Regions from separate parts of the Homo sapiens genome. Here region 1 is linked to region 2. The links are chromatin loops, found by intact Hi-C in ENCODE. Cell type or tissue: stomach. All regions are shown on one strand. Links, peaks and the distances in the headings refer to the core of each region. The heading gives the core; the rest is flanking DNA. Region 1 overlaps MAPK1 (mitogen-activated protein kinase 1). Region 2 overlaps PPM1F (protein phosphatase, Mg2+/Mn2+ dependent 1F).

Region 1 (5,369 bases), core at 121-5,120, 110 kb before region 2:
TTGAGTGAGCTGAGATCACGCCACTGTACTCCAGCTCTGGGCGACACTGCAAGACTCCATCTCAGGGGGAAAAAAAGCGAGAGAGACAGAGAGAGAGAGAGAGAGAGAGAGAGAGAGAGAGAGAGAGAGAGAGAGAGAGAGAGATGAAGTCTCACTATGCTGCCCAGGCCGGTCCTGAACTCCTGAGATCACTTCCTCAGGCTTCAGAGTAGTTGGGACTATACGCACATGCCATGGCACCTAGCTTAAAAAAAATTTTTTTAAGGGGGAAAGAAACATGTTAAAGAGGGAAAAAAATTAAGTATTAATTTTTTTTTGATGGAGTCTCGCTCTGTTGCCCAGGTTGGAGTGCAGTGGTGCCATCTGGGCTCACTGCAACCTCCGCCTCCTGGGTTCAAGCGATTCTCCTGCCTCAGCCTCCTGAGTAGCTGGGACTACTGGTGCCCGTCACCACGCACAGCTAATTTTTTGTATTTTAGTAGAGATAGGGTTTCACCATGTTGGCTAGGATGGTCTCGATCTCCTGACCTCATGATCCTCGGCCTCGGCCTCCCAAAGTGCTGGGATTACAGGCGTGAGCCACTGCACCTGGCCCTTTTATTTCTTTTGAGATGGGCTACTCTGTCACCCATGCTAGAGTGTACTGGCACAATTATGGCTGACTGCAGCCCCAACCTCTCAAGTAGCATAGTGGGGACCACAGGTGAGCACCACCACACCTGGCTAATTTTAAAAAGTTTTTTTGTAGAGACAGGGTTCTACAATGTTGCCCAGGCTGATCTCGAACTCCTGAACTCAAGTGATCCTCTTGCCTTAGCCTCCCAAAGTACTAGGATTATAGGCGTGAACCACCACACCTGGCCAATAAAGGGGGAAACTTTTATCCAGCTTTGGGTTAGTACCTTCTATATATCAAGAACTATTCTAACATTAGGACGCAAAAATTATAAATAATACTCTGGGCTGGGGGTGGTTTTCACATCTGTACTCCCAGCATTTTGGGAGGCCAAGGCAGGCGGATCATGAGGTCAGGAGTTTGAGACCAGCCTGGCCAACATGGCGAAACCCCATCTCTACTAAAGATAAAAAAAAAATTAGCTGGGCATGGTGGCATGCGCCTGTAGTCCCAGCTACTTGGGAGGCTGAGGCAGGAAAATCAGTTGAACCCGGGAGGCGGAGGCTGCAGTGAGCCGAGACTGCACCACTGTTCTCCAGCCTGGGCGACAGAGCTAGACTCCATCTCAAAAAAAAAAAAAAATAATAATAATAATAATAATACTCTTCCCTTGAGGAACCCAAGATATTGAGAGTGTCTAGTCATCTTAAATGAACACAACCTCAAGTCCCAGATGAATTCTATCCTAAGACCCATAAATTATGGAGAATGGGAGGACATTAAGGTCTGAAGTGAGCACACCCATCTCAAGTCTCAAAACAGATAGATTCCTGCTATTTGATAATAAAAGGAAATGAGATTCCTATTTGATAATAACAGGAAATGAACTATTGATATATGCAGCACAGATGAATCTCAAGTAATTATGGTGAGTGAAGCCAGACCAAAAGAAATGTATTTCCATCTATAGAAAATACAAAGTAATCCTGGGTTTACTTTGGATTTACCCCCAGGATTGCCTGGGAATGGGAGGAAGAAGATTGCAAATGGAAATGAGGTAACTTTTGGAGGCAATGAGTATGTTCCTTATCCTAATTGTGTTGATGGTTTCATAGGTGTATAATGTATTAAAACTTATCCAACTTTATACTTTAAATGTGTGCAATATTTTGTATATCAATTACTTCTTAGTAAAGCAGTTAAAAAAAAAAAAAAAGAACCAGGGTTCTTTGGCCACATGATTCATTCCAGTGCTGGGGCAATTGGGATACAGATTCTAGAAGTGTACCGATCAATAAACGTAGAAGTCCATGAAATTCTGAAGTAGATTATTTAACAGATGTTTTATGATTGCTTAGGGAAGGAAAGGGAACCAGCATGAGTCAATTATGAACAAGTCATGCTAAACTAGCTTTATTTCCTGTTTTGATAGGGTTACCACAACAACACGAAATGAAGACAGAGTTCTGGTGAATTCAAGCCACGCTTGTCAAGAACTTCCCATTTGTGAGGCTTCATGTTAGGACTGGTGGCAAAAACAAATAATGATCCTGCTCTTAAGAAACTTGCAATTTTGTGAGAGAAGGAGACAGGAACAGAGAACATACTTTGCCTTTTATCACATTAAAGCACTTCTGAAACCCAAGGAGGAGCTGGGTTAACTTCAAATACTAAGGGAAGGATTAAAAGAAGATGAGGCCCGCAAAAGCCTTATCCTGAAGGATGAGTAGGCTTCTGACAGAAAAGCAAGACCGCAAAGAAAAGAAAGAGGAAACAGGAGGCGAGGTAAGAGACTGAGACATCTGTGGTCACTGGCCACTAACCCTCACCCAGACATGCCCATGCCCATGAGAGAAGGTTATTGGGGTCGGGGAAAATGCTCCTCAGGTGCCCGGGAATTCCCTGCATCTGGAAAAGTGTAGTCTGTACCCAGCAGGTGCACTTGAGGTGGTGGTCAAAGGGGCAGCTGCTTGCTGGCGTGTATTGCACCTACATTGTGCAGGCAGGAGGCCACACACGTGCTCAAGCTCACAACACATGGATAGTGCTGTGGCTGGGAAGGGAAGAGCACTATGCTGAAGGTCTGCTCTGCCGGAACTACTGACATAGAACTCTAAGGAGCCTGAGTATTTTCTATTTGAACCCAACCTTCCAGGTCATTAAGAAGGTATATTAGGCCTGGTGTGGGCATGGTGATGCACGCTTGTAATCCCAGCACTTTGGGAGGGTGAGGAGGGCAGATCACTTGAATCCAGGTGTTCGAGATCAGTGTGGACAACATGATGAAACCCTGTCTCTACAAAAAATACAAAAATTAGCTGGGCATGGTGGCACTCGCCTGTAGTCCCAGCTATTTGGGGGACTAGGCAAGAGGATCACTTGAGCCAGGGAGGTTGAGGCTGCAGTGAGCCATGATTGTGCCACTGCACTCCAGCCTGGGTGACAAAGTGAGACCCTATCTCAAAAAAAAAAAAAAGGAAAAGAAGGCATATCTGTCATGGCAGGAGGAGAGAGCAAAGTCTGCTTAATGTTTCTTAGGTTGATTTTTTTTTTTTTTAATGGTATGTAGGGCTCCATTTGTATTCTTGACCTAGACCTTATAAACGTGAGAGGTGGGCCTGGGTCTGGGAGGTACAAAAAGAAGGTGGAGGTAAGGGACAAAGATAGTTTTCAGCATCCTGATTTAAAAATCTAAGAATGCCTGTCAGTGATTCAGATGGAGGAGATGACGGTTCCATCCTTCCAGCAGCATCAGGAGAGAGATCAAGTTGGGAATTCTTAACAGAAGCCACAGTGATTAGCACTCCTGCAGAGAGAGAATTTCAAGAAAAGAAGTCGGAAGACAGAACTCAGGAGCAGCATGAGGATGAGGAATCAGTTAAAGAAAGTGGAAAGAAATGATAATGGAGTAAGAACCTTTAGGCCAGGCGCCGTGGCTCATGCCTGTAATCCCAGCACTCTGGGAGGCCGAGGCGGGTGGATCATGAGGTCAGGAGATCGAGACCATCCTGGCTAACACGGTGAAACTCTGTCTCTACTAAAAATACAAAAAAAATTAGCCGGGCATGGTGGCTGGCGCTACTTGGGAGGCTGAGGCAGGAGAATGGGGTGAACCCAGGAGGCAGAGCTTGCAGTGAGCCAAAATTGTGCCACTGCACTCCAGCCTGGGTGAAAGAGTGAGACTAGTCTCAAAAAAAAAAGAACCTTTGTTGTCCAACTCCAGAGGCCATGTAGTTCTGCTTAACCATGTAGCAGAACCAGAAAAGGGTGGTGTTTCCCAAGACAAAGAAGGAAGGCATTTCAAACAGGAGAGACTGAGAAAAGTAAGAACTGGAAAGCATTCACTGAATCTGCATGCAACCAGACGATGTGTGGTAACTTTGGTTCAAGTAAGGAAATGGAGAGGATGGGGAGAGGAGCAGAAAGAGTACAGCCGACTACTTTTTAAAGAGTGATCATAAGGCAAGGATAACGAAAAAAACTTAAATCCAGGTGAAAAACTGAGAGGCACAGGATGTTATGAAAGCCATGGTCGGGGGCTGGGGGAGGGGAGGCTGAAGGCTGCAGGACCGGGTAGGGTGAAAGAGAAGGCTCCAATGGCTAACCAGGGGGAAGAGAAGGGAGAGTAAATTCCAGGCAGAGGAGATGTGGGGCAGTGGTGCAGAGGCCTGTGGGAACCTGGGGCGACAGAGTGCCTGCAGAGAGGCGGACACACAGGGACATGACAGGGGAAGCTGGAGGGTGAGCAAGAGCCAGGCCATATTTATATTTTCGTAATTTTATCCTGGGAAGCCACCAAAGGATGCTAAGCACAGACTTTAAGCATGGCAACATTTATATTTTTATAACTTTTCCTCAGGTAGCAGTTTGTTGAAAGAATGGAATGGGGAGGATGGTGCACTGGGTCACCCGGAGGCAAGGAGCCCTTTCAGCCAACTCAGAATGAAGGGGAGCCACAGCTCTGGATAAATGGGCAAAGAGCAGGCTCACAAGAAATGGGTGCTTATTTCACAAACCTCACATGTCCCAGCAGGGTCCTGTTCAAGCAGTCTCCATCCAATTAGATGAAATTCCTCAAGGACACAACTGTATGTTCTAAATAGCTCATGTCTTCTTTACTGCAGTTGTAACCAAATTTGCAGGGCGGGAAAAAAACAGTATCCTTATCTGATGCCTCTCAATGAAGATATGACAACAAAAATCCTACAGGTGGCCACAAATGCCATAAGGAACAGGCTGTTAGCCAGAAGTACTTTGGTCTTGACAACTCAGCTTCCACCTGTCCTAGCCCCAAGATACATGAAATACCAGTGGGCCCCAGGCTCAAGTGACCCAAGGATATTTCAAATGTCTTTTTCTTTTCTTTTTTTTTTTTTTTAAAGACAGAATCTTGCTCTGTCATCCAGGTTGGAGTGCACTGGCGTGATCTCGGCTCACTGCAATCTCCCCATCCCGGGTTCAAGTGATTCTCCTGCCTCAGCCTCCCAAGTAGCTGGGACAACCTACAGGCACAAGCCACCAAGCCCAGCTAATTTTTTTTTTTTTTTTTTTAAGTAGAGACAGAGTTTCACCATGTTGGCCAGGCTGGTCTCAAACTCCAGACCTCATGTGATCCACCCACCTCGGCCTCCCAAAGTGCTGGGATTACAGGCATGAGCCACTGTGCCCAGCCTATTCTTTATTCTTAATACTTTATTCATTTGAAAGCTTTCCTTTTGTGGTAAGGTACAGTTCCTTTCACTGATGTTTATTT
Region 2 (5,369 bases), core at 92-5,091:
CCTGCTGGCAGCAGGAGGGCCCCTGTGTGCTGGCAGCATCTCCCCAGGACACGCCGGCTCACCTGCACCCACAGCGTTCTAGGAGGTCGCGGCCTCTGCAGACTCAGTGCAACCCCTGGGCCTTACAAAAGGGACACTCAGAGGTGCACTGCCTGCTCAGCTCACACAAGGAACAAGTGGAGAGCTGGGCTGGAGAAAGGATTACAATTTACAGACCAGTGTCCCTGGCTAGGGGCCCTCATGGGACTGTGGCTGGAAGAGAAGGTCGCCCCGGAGGTTGGAGGCTGAAGACACCTGGTGCTTCTTGGTGCAGTCCTGGTCAAGATGGAAGAGCGCTCCTCTGTGCCCAGCTGCTGTGCAGGGGTGGACGAGGGCTCCCTCGGCCCCAAGGCAAGGGCGGAGCAGCTCCCAGTGCTGGCACCAGACCTCTGCCAGGCACGGGGCATGGCCATCCTCTGGGGTCCTGGCTCAGGGGTGGGGAGCGGCAGTGCTGGGACAAGCCTGGGGAAAGGGTTTCCCATACACTGAGGCTGCGAGATCTTCCAGTGGAGCCTCAGGCTAGGGTATGAATCAGACCACCAGGTGATAGGAGCCAAACCTCCACATGGTGAAACTTCACTCTCGGCAGCCAGGAACAGAATTATTAGCAAAGAAAAGAGAAAAGCAGATGCCAATCATTCTCTCTCTTCGTCAAGGTTATGCCCACGGGCAGGGTGGGCTAGTGGTGAGGGTGGAGCTGCGTCCCTGACCCCCAGAAGGAGACAGCAGGCCTTCAAGTTAAGCCAAGCAATACTTGGTCATTGTTTGTGGCCAACCATTCTCTGAATGTCTGAATGACAGCGACTATGTTTAAGGTTTTTTTTTGTAAATAAGAGACCTTAAGCAATGCATTGACTGCATGGTCTCAACCTCATCTGTGCTGTGAGAATGAGGGGTAAGGCTGGGCATGCAGGTAGGGCCCCAGCAAAGCTGGCTCCCCGCTCCCTGTGGGACAGAGGGCTCCCACCGGGAAGGCGGCTCTAGCGTGCCTCCTCGGCGAGCTGAGAGGAGGCCAAGGTGCTTGGGGCACAGCTGTGCAAACCTTCCTGGGGCTCTCGCTGTCTGCAGGTGGACTCTGAATGCCTTCATGGGGACCACACAGCCCAGCTTCCTCCCTTTCTCCTCTCCTCCCCCTGCACTGCTCTGACCTGCCTGGAGCAGCCCTGCCCACCTCCAGCTCAGCCCTTCCTGTGGCTTGGCCCTGCAGATGGCCTCTGAGTCCTCCCCTAGCCCCCTGCCCTCTTCCCTCTACCCGACACCCTCCCCCAGCCTTGCCACTTTCAACTTTGCACGCCCTCAGTGAGCTCCCTGAGGCACCCAGGATCGGTCACTTGTGAGCCCCCTCTCAGGGTGCACTAGGGGACGTGGAGCTCTCATGCCTGTTCAGGGCATGGGGCAGAGCAAGGCAGGCGTGCTGCCAGCCACCGCGGCAAGGTGAGGGGCTGTGGCCTGTGCCATGGACTCCCAGCAGCATCCCTGCTGCCTCCAGACTGAGACAGAGACCCACGGGCTGCCTCTGTGCTTGCCTGAGCCTCTTAATTAAGAGTCTTTCCCAATGAGACCAATTTGATTACAAATTCACAAGATATTTGGGAATGTTCCAATCACACAGCAGCAAGGTCCCTCTGCCTGGGATCCAGCCAGGCCCAAGGGGGTGGGAATGCAGGCAGATGGGCCAAGGTCACCCGGGATGCCCAGAGCCCCGCTGTCGGGCCCAGGCACCACTACGTGGCAGTCGCAGCTCCTGCCAGTCACCTGGGCAGCGGGGGGAGGGGAGAACCTTGGGGGTGTTCAGCATCACAAAGAGGCGGAAAACTCTTCCAGAAAGATCTCACCAAAATCATGCCTCCCTAACAAAACAAATCCTGCTTTTCTAAAAACCTCAATGGGCCTATCCGAGCCCACTGCAGTCCTAGTTTCTTCAAAGCTGTGTAAGGCACTTGAATGGCTTATTAACACCACCTGGAAAAGTTCCTGTTTCAATCCTGATTTAGAAAATAAATTCAATAATACTGCAAAAAAAGGTTCCTTGAAAAATAGCTTTAAAAAAGTAAATACTTAAGTTTTCTAAAGAATAAAATAAATGCTAAGCTCTGCTTAAATTATATGACACAACAGGTCATCTTGGCACTGATAAAACAAAGAGAAAACCTGGAATACTGCTTCGGAATTAGACCTCCCTGGAAAAAAACAAACACACCAACAAAAGACACATGTGCGTCGCCGGTTCCGGGCTCAGGGAAGAGAGCAGCCCGGAAGGCCCTGGTGGGCCCAAGCACATCATGGCTGCCCTGGAGTGGGGGCAGGGGGGTGGCTGCTACAGAACAGACCCCTGGCTCTGCTGCGCTCTCCTCTTTGGGACACTGGTGTGGCCGACCAGGACTGGCTGGGCATATCTGTAAATATGAACCCACCTGGCCCTGGCCGCAGAGAGGAGCAATGGGAAACTGGGGCTGGCCACTCCGCTGCTGGGCCTGACCCAGGGGGTGCTTCAAGAGTTTGGCTCCTGGGTCCGCCCCAGGGTCCCACGTGCACAACCATGCTGCCCCATGCACACCAGTGTCTTTGGTTTGGCTGCCGTTGGGCACCTATGACCTCTGGTCCCACCCCGGGCCTAATAGGAGCTGGGAGCAAGAGCCGGTCCATCTTCTCTTTGGTGAGGTCTCCTAAGCTGCCTTCCACCATCTGCCCGCCACCCAGTGCAGTTCCACAGCCACCAGGACGGGCTGCGGGGGGTGTCCCGACTGGCTCTGGGGTGCTGGGGAAAGCACTGTGGGGCGGGCACCCTGTCCACTGCCTGCCACCTGTTGGGTCCTGAGGCTTCTGAGGGAGAGAAGGACAAGGATGGGAGGAAGGGGAGGGCAGGGGCCTGGAAACCACCTAGCTTCTTGGTGGAGCCTGGGTCTCAGGTTCTGGAAGGCTGGAGGGCAAGTCCTGCCTCCTCCCTTCTGCCTGGGGGTCCCCTTCTCCCTGGTTCCCGCCCTCCAGCAGCTCTTGGGGGTCCCTGAGGAAGACCACCATGACCGTGATGTTGTCGTGGGAGCCCCGCTCCCGGGCCGCAGCCACCAGCTCCTCGGCGACACGGAGCCCGCTGCCCTGCTGCCTGGTCAGGTGGCTCTGGACCAGGCCAACAACTTCCTGGTGGGGTACGACGTCAAAGAAGCCATCACAGGCAAGCAGCAGGTAGTCCTCGGAGCCCGTCAGCGCCCGGGAAGCTGCATCGGCCTCCCCAGACACGTAGGGCTTCTGGAAGACATCCCCTGGACAGGCGGAGAAGAGCCCGGGTCAGAGGACCACGGTGTCCACAGCTTCCTCCCCACCTACCCAGGCCTAGACCTCACATCCTGCAGGGACAGAGACCAACCTGCTCTCATGGGGTCTGGGGTCTGTTGCTCCCTTATGCAAACTGCCCAGTACTTCCCACTTGCCTGGGAACGGAAACCCCTGACCTTGGCCTGTGAGCTCCCCCTTTTTTTCTTTTTTCTTTTTTGAGATGGAGTCTTGCTCTGTCGCCAGGCTGCAGTGGCGCGATCTCAGCTCACTGCAACCTCTGCCTCCTGGGTTCAAGCGATTCCCCTGCCTCAGCCTCCCGAGTAGCTGGGATTACAGGCTCGCGCCACCATGCCCAGCTAATTGTTTTTTTTTTTTTTTGTATTTTAGTAGAGATGGGGTTTCACCATGTTGGCCAAGATGGTCTCGATCTCTTGACCTTGTGATCTGCCCACCTCAGCCTCCCAAAGTGCTGGGATTACAGGCATGAGCCACCACACCAGGCCGAGCTCCCTCTTTCTCTGCCCTAGCCGTCCCATCCTGGCCTCACTTCCTGGAGTGTCCAGAGACACAAGGAAAGACACAGCCTGAGGATGGGCTGTCAAGAAGGTGCCACATCTGCCAAAAAGGACAGAATGTTTCAGAGGGGTAGGTGCCAAATCCCTGGCAATCAGCTGGGGAGGGAGAGATTTTCTAAGTACCAGGAAGGAGGTGTGGTCACAGTGCCCACAGCCTGAGACCCGGCACTGACCGCATGCTGAGACAATGAGATGCAGGCTGGACCCACTTTTTTTTTTTTTTTTGAGATGGAGTTTCGCTCTTGTCGCCCAGGCTGCAGTGCAATGGTGCAATCTTGGCTCACCGCAACCTCCACCTCCAGGGTTCAGGTGATCCTGCTGCCTCAGCATCCCAAGTAGCTGCGATTACAGGCAGGCACCACCACGCCCGGCTAATGTTTTTTGTATTTTTAGTAGAGATGGGGTTTCACCATGTTGGTCAGGCTGGTCTCGAACTCCTGACCTCAGGTGATCCACCCGCCTTGGCCTCCCAAAGTGCTGGGATTACAGGCGTGAGCCACCGCGCCCAGCTACTTTTTTTTTTTTTTTTGAGACACAGTCTGGCTCTGTTGCCCAGGCTGGAGTGCAGTGGCACGATCTCCGCTTACTGTAACCTCCGCCTCTGGGTTCAAGCACTTCTCCTCCCTCAGCCTCCCAAGTAACTGAGATTACAGGCGCGTGCCACCACACCTGGCTAACTTTGTATTTTTTGTAGAGAAGGGGTTTCACCATGTTGGCCAGGCTGGTCTCGAACTCCCGATCTCAGGTGATCCGCCCACCTTGGCCTCCCAAAGTGCTGGGATTACAGGCGTGAGCCAGCATGCCCAGCCAGACCCATTACTTTTTAAAATTTTTATTTATTTTTATTATTATTTTTTGAGACAGAGTTTTCCTCGTTATCCAGGCTGGAGTGGAGTGGCGCGATCTCAGCTCACTGCAACCTCCGCCTTCTGGGTTCAAGTGATTCTCCTGCCTCAGCCTTCTGAATAGCTGGAATTACAGGGGCTCACTACCATGCCTGGCTAATTTTTTGTATTTTTTTTTTAGTAGACATGGGGTTTCATCAGGCTGGTCTCGAACTCCCGACCTCAGGTGATCCACCCACCTCGGCCTCCCAAAGTGCTGGGATTACAGGCGTGAGCCACCGCGCCCAGCGAACCCACTTTTTTCCCAAAAGAGAAAAAAGGATTGTCAGCATGAACGCGGGAGGAGGATAAACCTCATTTCCGGAATATTGGAAGCTCTACTTCCAGCCCATAGGGTGGTGAGCCACAGGTTTCTATGAGATTTGTAGGAGCTGTTTTAGGTGAGATAATAACATACAGTGTAACTTACACTCAGACACTGGTGCTGCAGTCTCTGAATCTGCCCTGTTCCCTTCACACTACGAGGGTATCACCCCAGTGCATGACAAATCCCCCTCGGCCCATCACACTGCCTCCCTGAACCCCTGGTGAGCCGCGGGCCACACTCGAGGCCTGGGCTTCCGAGAGACCTTCTCCC

The links. Hi-C counts contacts between places; a loop is a spot of excess contacts. Peaks named below come from ENCODE experiments on the same cell type or tissue, not always from the same donor. Only the 100,000 strongest peaks of a DNase experiment are listed, where the experiment ranks them.
Region 1: a loop joins it to region 2, with 4 times the contacts of the local background. A loop is called at or near these places in 5 of 110 quality-filtered maps.

The regions. Positions count from the first base shown.
Region 1 is chr22:21,814,768-21,820,136 of GRCh38, forward strand. All of the region lies in intron 1 of MAPK1 (mitogen-activated protein kinase 1), which reads right to left. Among named protein-coding and RNA genes, the nearest start is that of MAPK1, 50 kb to the right of the region's middle. RefSeq lists an enhancer at 1,893-2,187 and a silencer at 1,977-2,096. In stomach, for the core only: no CTCF peak of the experiment used is centred there; a DNase peak (open chromatin) is centred at 2,054; H3K4me3 peaks cover 794 bases; H3K27ac peaks cover 779 bases.
Region 2 is chr22:21,920,173-21,925,541 of GRCh38, forward strand. It overlaps PPM1F (protein phosphatase, Mg2+/Mn2+ dependent 1F), which reads right to left. Exons shown (of 8, transcript NM_014634.4): 8 at 1-3,299. The coding sequence ends at 2,920. Among named protein-coding and RNA genes, the nearest start is that of PPM1F-AS1, 15 kb to the right of the region's middle. RefSeq lists enhancers at 1-390, 1,052-1,710. In stomach, for the core only: no CTCF peak of the experiment used is centred there; no DNase peak of the experiment used is centred there.